Regions from separate parts of the Homo sapiens genome. Here region 1 is linked to region 2. A link is an interaction called in ENCODE POLR2A ChIA-PET data of the cell type or tissue named here. Cell type or tissue: CD4-positive, alpha-beta T cell. All regions are shown on one strand. Links, peaks and the distances in the headings refer to the core of each region. The heading gives the core; the rest is flanking DNA. Region 1 has its middle 73 kb from the start of KRAS. Region 2 has its middle 130 kb from the start of KRAS.

What was found. Peaks named below come from ENCODE experiments on the same cell type or tissue, not always from the same donor. Only the 100,000 strongest peaks of a DNase experiment are listed, where the experiment ranks them.
Region 1: POLR2A ChIA-PET joins it to region 2 with 15 read pairs; 24 of 35 experiments call an interaction of 5 or more read pairs at or near these places.

Annotation. Positions count from the first base shown.
Region 1 is chr12:25,321,399-25,326,783 of GRCh38, forward strand. No RefSeq gene overlaps it. Among named protein-coding and RNA genes, the nearest start is that of KRAS, 73 kb to the left of the region's middle. In CD4-positive, alpha-beta T cell, for the core only: no CTCF peak of the experiment used is centred there; DNase peaks (open chromatin) are centred at 1,163 and 2,513; H3K4me3 peaks cover 481 bases; H3K27ac peaks cover 669 bases.
Region 2 is chr12:25,375,078-25,380,462 of GRCh38, forward strand. No RefSeq gene overlaps it. Among named protein-coding and RNA genes, the nearest start is that of KRAS, 130 kb to the left of the region's middle. In CD4-positive, alpha-beta T cell, for the core only: no CTCF peak of the experiment used is centred there; a DNase peak (open chromatin) is centred at 2,544; H3K27ac peaks cover 1,693 bases.

The sequences.
Region 1 (5,385 bases), core at 71-5,070, 54 kb before region 2:
ATTTTAATAAATGCAGACAATTGGCCCCATGGCCACATGGCCTAACCAGACACCACCAGTTGGCAAAGAGCATGAGTGATCAAAAGTAAGGAGCTAGGAAAGTAAAGAATGTCGAATTAAGGGTCCAGTCTGGCTAAAGCACTGGGCTCAGGGGACTGCATATGCAGCCGTGATTTTAAAAGGTTGACAAGGAACAGGTTGTGGAGAAACTTAAATACTAAGATGGGGAGCTTGTCATCTATTCTGTAAGCCATGTAGCATTGCAAGATAATAGTGCTCTAGAAGGAGTTCTAGCAGTAGTAACGAGGATGGACAGGAGGCTGGGAGATAAGCAAGAAAATATTTTTAGAAAAGTTGCAATCATCAGGCAAGTGGTAATGAGACGCAAAACTAAGGTGGTGACAATGTCAGTAATATCAAAAGAGAAAATGTTACAATAAAAGAGACTATTTGTAAGCAAAACTAAAAATGTATAAAAATTATTTGCCTGGCTGTGATACGTCAGGCACATAGAAGGTGCTTTGTGAACATTGTTTCATTTAACTGGTGCAATACCTGGGCTGAGTAAATATGGGTACCTGATTAATTCAGATGAAGAAACTCAGGGAGATCACGCAATTAACCTGAGGTCACAGTTCTGGAAAGTGGCACAACAGGGATTCAACCCAAGTCAGTCTGGTTTCAAAGTTTCATCTTTTTTTTCACCGTTTAAATTCATGTAGGGTATGAGAGAAAGGGAGAGGCTGAATGTGCTCCCAAATGCTCTTGGAGGCTGAAAATGTATTAGTTTAGATGAGAACATTTCAAAGATGAGATGCTTCATTTGGCTTTGAAATTTAAAATTTTAATTGTTTTGGAGATATGGCAGTTTAGCAGGCAACTGGAAATTCAGATGCTGAATTAGGAGAGAAGTCAGGACTGGAAACACGTATTTTGGAGTCATTTGCAGAAAGTTGAAAAAGTTGAGTAAATAAGCTTTCCAAAAAAGATCACCAAAGAGAGTAAGATAAAAAGAGGGTCAAGAAAGACTCTTTGTAGTATTTCATTTAATGAGTAGAAGTGAAGGAAAATCTGTGAGGTACAGTGAGGTTAAAGGTTCAGAGAGGGGAGTCTAAGACTTCAAGGAAGAGAATTCAACAGGAAGTAGGTGTCAGCAGTGTCAGATGCTGCCGAGATCAGAGAGGGTAAGAATAGAGAAAAGTCCAATGAATTTGTGTTTAGGGAGGCCACTGGGGACATTTAGGAGAACCATTTTTGTAGAGTGGGAGACCTAGATTTAAAGTGACCATTTTGTAATGAAGGTAGAAAAGCAGAGGGGACATTAAAATGGGGATGGGAAACACCCAGCATGTTTCCATTAATAGGTCAAGGAGAAATCAAGAAGAATCAAGAGTGATTGACACTTTGTAGAAGGATGACTGATGGAGGGCAAGGCCGTGGAGAAGGCTGGAGAGAATGAGAACAGGGCATAGATGAGGAGTTTTCCCTGGAGAGGGGGTTAGTCTCTTCCTCTTTAGCCATCTGAAGAAATTCAGGGTAGAGGCAGTAAAGGACATGTTGCCTGCTCTCTCTTTCCTTAAAAAAGTAGATGCAAATAATGATCTGCTAAAGTTGAAGGGCTTCGATGGGGTATTTGAGGGGCAGAAGAAGAGTGTAAACAATCCAGGGCTTTCTTTTTTACCTTTTACTACCATATTGTTAAATGACTCATTGCAGACACTGCATTTCCTTTGTCTTCCCTTTATTGGCTTGTGGGTTGTTTTTACTGGCATCAAGCGTGAGATATAGTATACTTCCAGCTCTTTAAAGTGTTCTCATTTTTTCCTGGAACTTAGGAAATATATTTACTATTTCATGTAAAAAGTGAGAATACCAAAAGAGGATACGATTGTCACAAAACAATAAGCAAGTTAATTAAATAAGATATGGCAACTCAGCATAAAAATACTGAAGTGATGAACCATAAATGAGATTTTTAAAAAATGAATTCCTTAAAATGATAGTTAAATCACTTAAGTAAGCTTTGTCTTAGATGGCCATCACATTTTCTAAGCATTATCCCAGAAAAATGAGAAGCATATTTTTACTTTCAAGCATTGTTCCTCATACTTCATTTGCCCTATTTCAAGATAAGAAGAAATATCTTTCATAATGTGAGTAACAATAAAACCACTACTGATGATAACGGTAATAGAAACATTCCCAGTTCTTCCAAATTGTAGGTCAGGGACTGAACTTCAAAGGAAAGACTCTGAAATTCATGCAGAATGGGATGAATTCCAGCCCACCCACTGCAAAATGCTTCCCTACTCATCTATTTTCCAGAGATATGCTTAGTGTCGTGGGCATGCTCAGGGATTTTCCTGGTCATGGAGAAATGGCTGGTGTGTAGCTGCTCTGGTTCAGTTCTCATAGCTCTCTGAGGGACACAGAAAAGGGCTGAATCCAGCAGCTGTCTTAGCTGAAAGCTAAGGGGAAAAAGTGAGAGGGGGATGGTGAGATCAAACTTTCATGTGTGGCCCATTTTTGATGTGGCTGAAAGAACTGGTTAGAACAACACTTTTCATCTTGAGGAGCTCAGATATTTTTGGCCTCCAGATAATTCTATATGTGGATGGGCATAGTAACTAGCACAAGATTAAAGAAAAGACGGAAGAGGCACTCAGTGATGTATTTAGTTTGTTTAGTAAAGGCAGAGGTTTAATCACACACTTGCATTTTCCCTCTTCAAAACTTTTTCCCTTGAGGAAGAGCCATGCACTGTTTTACTGTTTACTAGGTGACAGTAAATTCTGTAATATGCATAGTGTAACTCTATGTTAGACAGTTACATAAATTAACCCATTTAATATTATCAACAACCCTGAAAGGTATATTTTGTTGCCTCAGTTTTGGAAGTGGAGACACCAACTGTCTAGAAAATAAGCCAATTTCCCAAGACCATTCAGCTAGAAAACAGAGAAACTGAAATTTGAATACAGATTGTGTGGATACAAAGCCCATGCTCCACCAAAGGAAGCTTATCCATGGACTTCCCCTACCCCTACCCACACATATACTATAGCCCTCCACCCAGAGATAGTCTTATTTTTTCTCTTGATTAAAAAAATAATAATAATTCCAGGGCAGGGTGGCTGAAGCCTGTAATCCCAGCATTTTGGGAGGCCGAGGTGGGAGGATCACTTGAGGTCAGGAGTTCGTGACCAGCCTGGCCAACATAGTGAAACCCCGTTTCTACTAAAAATACAAAAATTAGCAGGGCATGGTGGTGTGCACCTATAATCCCAGCTACTTGGGAGGCTGAGGCAGGAGAATCACTTGAACCCAGGAGGCGGAGGTTGCAGTGAGCTGAAATTGTGCCACTGCACTCCAGCCTAGGTGACAGAGTGAGACTCCATCTCAAAAAACAATAATAATAATAATTCTAAATTTTAGGCTTAAAAAGTCCTGAAGAAGAGAGCTCTAAGATTTGACTTCTGAAAGGTAAGTTCCAATGTTACCAATGTTCACTCTGTTAAATTTTTATGAGACTCTAAACCACTTTTAAAAATGTAATAATGGTCTTTGAGCAAAATTGGAAAATACACATACATACATAATTTAGGATACACTGAAGTCTGGCTTCAGCCTCCGAATTCAGACAAAATTTACTGTTTGGTTTCAGTTTCAGACTTGACCTTGACTTTCGAAAGGCAGAATGGTTGAATGCCTACTCTATAATATAATGTCAGGAACACAAACAAGGTTTGTTATTCTGATTAACATTAATATCTGAATATTCACTTTCAAATATAAGTGATTATAATATTATATATAGTATAATATGAATACATAAGATTTCTATTATAATGCTCATCATGTAAGTATTCCAGATAGTACTTTGAGTAAAAATTCACTTGTGCGCTTTGTTCCAGTTTTGACAGTTGAAGTATAAATGCATTTTTACTATTCTGAGAGTAAAATGCTATAATAATTAATGATTATAAAGTTACTAATTTTATCTACCAAAAAAGTTCCTCAATTATTAACAGCTTTCAAATAGTTAAGTAGAACAGGATTGACAGTTACTATGAAAATAGATTTATAATCCCTTATCTGAATTCCTTGGGATCATATGTCCTTTGAAATGAAGAACTATTCAGATTTTAGGGAGGTAGTAGATTGCATGTACTATATTTATCAACCTTTCCAGGGGTCGGGGGGTTAGGAAACAAGTCGATGTAGCACATTACTATGTGGTAAAATGTGTGACCATTCCCACTAAGCCTCACATCAGATCACACAGATTCTGTGGCCAAATGAGTTATGAAAATATTTCCATTTCTCAGAGCTTTGGATGTTTAAATTGGACATAAAGGATTGTGGACATTTTAAGGGAGGCATTCCTAGACAACGTTAGGAAAAATAACAAATTATTTATAAATAAATGTTCATAAGCATAAAAATAATAACATAAGACAGAAATATCGAGATACTGTTAAAATTACATCATAATGCCAATCTTAAGAGTTGTTTTGTGATGTGAAATTTTTAACATTAAACAAAAATAAACTTTTAGGATTGCATTTAACTGTAGTCATTTAATTCCACATAGACCATTTTTCAGGAAAAAAAAGACCCTATTTGGGATTACTTTAAACCTTGCAGAATGAACTAAAATAATTCAGTGTTACCATCTATAAATTTCACAAAAATGAAAAGCTCTAAAATTATGTATAATAACACTCATGATAAAGATAAAGCATATGATAGCCAAAGAAAAACTAAAAAGAAAAAAAAAGATAAAGCACATGATGGAAAGAACAGAATCTTAGAGAAAGAGAAGTCACTCAAAACATACCTTGTACTCACTACTCAAAACTCCAAAGCAATAGCCTTTATAAGAGTGCTTTAAGATACTTTCTTAGGATTTTGAATCTATGGATTCAAAAAATATTTTAAAAGCTTGTTAAAATGATTGTTACAGATTGTAACCATGTAAAGATAAAGGATATTTTAGACTTACCCAAGCTGTGAGTCCTAGGTACAACATTTCTTCCAGAAAACATGTTACTGAAAATTATTTTCTGCTTTGCACAGAAAAGGTGAGTGTTGCTATTATATGTGCCACTTGAAAGGGGGCGTCTCTCCAGTAACACAAATGCAGGCGCTAAAACCATCTTAGCCAACTTTGCTAAGAAATGACTGTTCCTGAACTGTCATATCAAACTGAAAATTTGTCTAATTTTTAATAATATAATTGTAATCATAATACAGTTTTAAAAAATAACACTTCTGATTTATTTTTGTATCCCAGAAGTTGACTCTCTAATGGTGATAATAACATTCAGCTTTGCTGAATATTGATTTTAACACATGGCCACTTGGCCAAAATGTATATTTGGT
Region 2 (5,385 bases), core at 153-5,152:
AGGTATCAGTTTCCTCATCTGTAACATAGTAACGGGAAATAGTCCCTACCTCATAAAACTATTATATGGATTAAATGAGATAGTGTGTGTCATCTGTTGTTACAAAGGCTGTTTAATGATACAGTGGGTGGCACTTAGTAAAGATTCAATAAATTCCTCCTGTTTTTCTTGTTTTTGTTTTTTTTTTTTCCTTTTTCTGGAGAACGGGGTCTCGCTATATTGCCCAGGCAGGTCTCGAACTCCTGGGCTCAAGCTATCCTCCCGCCTCTTGCCTCCCTGAGAGCTGGGATTACAGGCATGAGCCACCACGCCCTGCAAATTCCTCCAGTTTTTCTACAGATTGCAAACATGAACGTTACAAACAAGTCCTAGGGGGAGGATAAATTTTGCAGGGGAAGAACTGTGCATTTCAAAACATTGAATTTCCTCTCCCACCATGTTAACAGACTCTACAAAACCATTCTAAATATTTATTAAAATTATTCTTTTAAAATTTAAAAAAAAATTTTTTTTTTTTTGAGATGGAGTCTTGCTCTGTTGCCCAGGCTGGAGTGCAGTGGCACGAGCTTGACTCACTACAACAACCTCCGTGTCCTGGGTTCAAGTGATTTCCAGCTAATTTTTGTATTTTTAGTAGAGACAGGGTTTCATCATGTTGGCCAGGCTGGTCTAAACTCCTGACCTCAGGTAATCCACCCGCTCAGGCTTCCAAAGTGGTAGGATTACAGGCGTGAGCATCTGCGCCCGGCCTACCTATAATCTTAAGTATATACGTAACAATGCTACAATAAGGGGGACTTTAAAAAGTCAGTAATTCAGATTATATGTTTTTCTTATCTGTCTTCCCATCCTCTTCCTGATTTCCTAATCCCAGGTTCTGACACTATCCTCCAACCTTGATCTAAGCAAATTTCAGGGAGGAATTAATCTACCTCTTTATCCTCATTCCGTATTTATTTGCCTATTTATGCTCATTTCTATTTTCTCACCTTCCCTTGCTTTGCTCTTTTTGCAAAAAGTCACATTTCCCAGGCTCCCTTCCCAACTGGCTTCTAGTTAGATTTGGGCAACTGAAGATAACGGGACAGCAGGAGGAGGAAAACCAGCCTGTATCTTCCCTTTCTTTGTTTCAGGGTGCTTCTCCCATAGTGACTGCCTCTCTTTTCTGGTCCAGCTGCCTCCAGGCAGCCATAGCTCCTGGACTCCGGTAATACCACCTGTCCCTTTGGTCCCTCCAGCTTTGGGGTAGTAGCCCTGCTCTGCCTTATTCCTTATAAGTTTCCTGTTTTCTATCCGCCTTTTCAGTTTTTCTAATGTCTTTTCAAACAAGTTCTCCATAATTAACTTTTTACTATTAAACTTGCTGGCATGGGTTCTGTTTTCCTGAGCAGACACTGACTGATAAGAGTTCTCCATATTCAGTTAGTAACCAAGCCTTGTCAATCTGTAGCTCTCTATATTTCTCTTCACCTTTTTTTGCTGCCCTAGTACAGTCCAGCAACTCATACCTAGACTAACTTCTCCATTTCCAATCTTTTGACCTTCAGTCTAATTCCCCTTAAAGACTTACTCCATGCAACCACAAAAAAAAAAAAAAAAAAAAAAAAAGGAAATCATGTCCTTTGCAGCAACACGGATGCAGCTGGTCACCATTATCCTAAATGAATTGACACAGGAACAGAAAACCAAACACTGCATGTTCTCACTTATAAGTGGGAGCTAAACATTGGGTACACATGGACACAAAGATGGGAGCAATAAACATTGGAGATTCCAAAGAGGGAAGGGAGGGAAAGGGGCAAGGATTGAAAAACTACCTATCGGATACTATGTTCACTACTTGGGTGATGGGATAATTAGAAGCCCAAACTTCAGCATCACACAATATACCCATGTAACAAACCTGCACATGTACCATCTGAATCTAAAATAATAATTTTTTAAAAGAGGACTATAACATGAAAAAAAGAAAAATAGTCACCTTATTTTGCCCTTGTCACTATTAACCTCATTGAAAACCCCTCCAGGCTTGGTGTGGTTGCTCACGCCTGTAATCTCAGTACTGTGGGAGGACTAGGCGGGCAAACTGCTTGAGCCCAGGAGTTGGAGACCAGCCTGAGCAACATGGCAAAAACCTGTCTCTACAAAAAATACAAAAATTAGCCAGGCGGGGTGGTGTGCACATGTAGTCCCAGCTAGCTGGGAGGCTGAGATGGGAGGATTGCTTGAGCTTAGGAGAAAGAGGTTGCAGTGAGCTGAGATCACACCACTGCACTCCAGCCTGGGCGACAGAACAAGACTCTGTCTCAAAAAAAAAAACCAAAAAAAGCAAACCCCACAAAACCCCCCCCAAATAACCCTCCCCTTCCCTGCACCCCCTCACCCCCGTAACTCTTTATATCTTACACAAGAGCTAAGCTCCTTAGCATGAAGGACAAGGCTTTTTACAACCCATCTCTACCCTAGCCAGCTTCCTCTCTTGCTTCTCAAGGTTCTAGTAACAGCACATTGCTTACAACACTGGCTCACACACCCACTCACATTATGTGCATACACACAGCGACTCATATAAACATCCTGCTCTTCCTTCTCGCTGGTCTTGTCAGTTTCCTTCTTACCTATCTACTTCTGGCTGACTTTAACTCTCCTTCAAAACGCATCTCAGAAAGAATGTCTTCTCTGGAAAGCTTCTCTGAACACCCACGCTGGGCTGCCTCTGGGCTCATGCATACTTCTATGACTGCAGTTACCATGTTTTATTAAGATACCCTGTTTACAAGTCTTTTTCACTTATGTGGAGTGCCTCAAGAGCTCCAAAAATGCCCTCCTCATTTGTCTATGCTTCCATACTTTCTATCAAGAGATACTGGTGGAAATGAACTGAGCCATATCCCCATGTGCCCTGGCAGCCCAAATTAGAAACCAGTGAGTCATCCTTAATTTCCTTCTCCTTTACCCCCACATCCAATTGTCAATAAGTCCTCACTATTTTACCTCAGAAATTTCTCTGATATCTTGACCCTTTCTCTCTCACTCCATAGCCACTACCCTAATCTTCTAAGTCTGTGTTTTTAAGCTTTCTTCAACCATGACCCACGGTAAGAAATACATTTTGCATTGTGACACAAGAAATGCATTCTGGGCTGGATGTGGTGGCTCACGCCTCTAATTCCAGCACGTTGGGAGGCGAGGCGGGCGGATCACTTGAGGTCAGTAGTCCAAGACCAGCCTGGCCAACATGGCAAAACCCAGTCTCTACTAAAAATACAAAAATTAGACAGGCGTGGTGGCTGGCACCTGTAATCCCAGGTACTTGGGAGGCTGAGGCACGAGAATTGCTTGAACCCGGGAGGCAGAGGTAGTAGTAAGCCGAGATGGCGCCACTGCACTCCCAGCCTGGGCAACAGAGCGAGACAAAAAAGAGAGAAGGGAAGGGAAGGGAAGTGTAGGGTAGGGTAGGAGGGGAGGGGAGGATTCTGTGAAAGCAAAATATCTTAGGCCTCCAAAATCACTATGGAGAACTCAAGCTGGAAACTACTTAGGGCAAACCTGCCTCTCATTCTATTCAAAGTCACCCCTTTGCTCACTGAGATAGATGCATATCTAATTGCCTCCTTTGGGAAGGCTAATCAGAACCTCAAAAGAATGTAACTGTTTGTGTATCACCTATCTGTGACCTGGAAGCTCTCTCCCCACTTCCAGTCCTCCTGCCTTTGCTTCAAGTTGTCCTGCCTTTCCAGACTGACCCAATGTACTTCTTACATACATTGATTGATGTCTCATGTCTTCCTAAAATGCATCAAACCAAGCTGTGCCCTGACCACCTTGGGTACATGTTGTCAGGACCTCCTGAGGCTGTGTCATGGGTGCGTCTTCAACCTTGCCAAAATAAACTTTCTAAATTATTTGAGACCTGTCTCAAATTTTCGGGGTTCATAATTCTGAAGTTCAGATTTTTAATAAAGTCACTTTTATATAAAACACAATTTTGTAAAATGTAGCCAAGAGGGAATCTACTCAAGATTTAAATCCAACAATTAACTATCCATGTTTTCCTCATTTTAACATTATACTTCATGGTTTCAATCTTGTCATACTTTTTATCCAAAATGACAGTGTCTATGTTGAAAGTTAACGTTTCTGTAGTTAAACATGCTAAATTTTAAGTAAGCTCACTTTCTTCATTTTAAATAGTTAAATCTATCATAGAGGAGAGTTTATTAAAAATTTAAACTGCCCAGAAAGTTTATGCATAACCTGTAATTATGAATACATAAAATGGGAGATGGATGAAACAACATTTTTTGGTTGTGACCCACTAAAATCATTTCAGGATTCACTAACGGGTTGTGAACCACAGTTTGAAAAACCCCTGTTCTAGGCTCTCGTGATCACTTGTCTAAGTTACAGTTACTTCCCATCTTGTCTCTTTGTCTCCAGTCTGGCTTCTGTGCAGCTACCTTTCTGAAAAAAGACAGCTCTAACCCTGTCACTTTTTTCTTAGAAAAAAAAAATGTCCTTGGAGCCTGACTCATTATTACCTGTAAAGTAAAATCCATATTTCTTTTCTTTCTTTCTTTTTTCTTTTCTTTTCTTTTTTTTTTTTTTTTTTTTTGAGACAGAGTCTCACTCTGTTGCCCAGGCTGGAGTTCAGTAGTGCAATCTCGGCTCACTGCAAACTCCACGTCCCAGGTTCAAGTGATTCTCCTGCCACAGCCTCCTAAGTAGCTGGGACTACAGGCATGTGCCACCATACCCGACTAATTTTTTGTATTTTTAGTAGAGATGGGGTTTCGCCATGTTGGCTAGGCTGGTCTTCAACTCTTGACCTCAAGTGATCCACCCGCCTCGGCCTCCCAAAGTGCTGGGATTACATGTGTGAGCCATCACGCCTGGCCAAAATCCATATTTCATAGCATGATATCTAGGGTCCTCCACAACCAGCCCCACTGTAATATTTCACCCTTATCTCTACCCAGTGCCCTCACTCTCCACTACACCTCACTTCCATGAACTTTCCCCCCACTTGCTAACTCTCCTATCTCCATCTTTTCACCACTGCTGTTCCCTCCACTTGACATGCCCTTCCCCTCCGGATAGGTCTGTTAATCCTACTTTATTCTTCCATAGCCAAGTATCAATGGCATTATTTCTTTATACCTTCTCCACCTTCACCCTCACCTCTGAGAGTCTCGCAGATTAATTGCTCCCTCATTCAACATAGGTACCATCATGTTGGACACAAAGTACGACAGGGTTGAAACCATAAAGTGCAATGTAGGGTTTATTACCTGGAAAATAAATGACAAAAAAAAATGGAGAGTTAATTGTTGTATTTAAATCTTGAGTAGATTCCCTCTCTTAGTTGCATTTTGCGAATTGTTC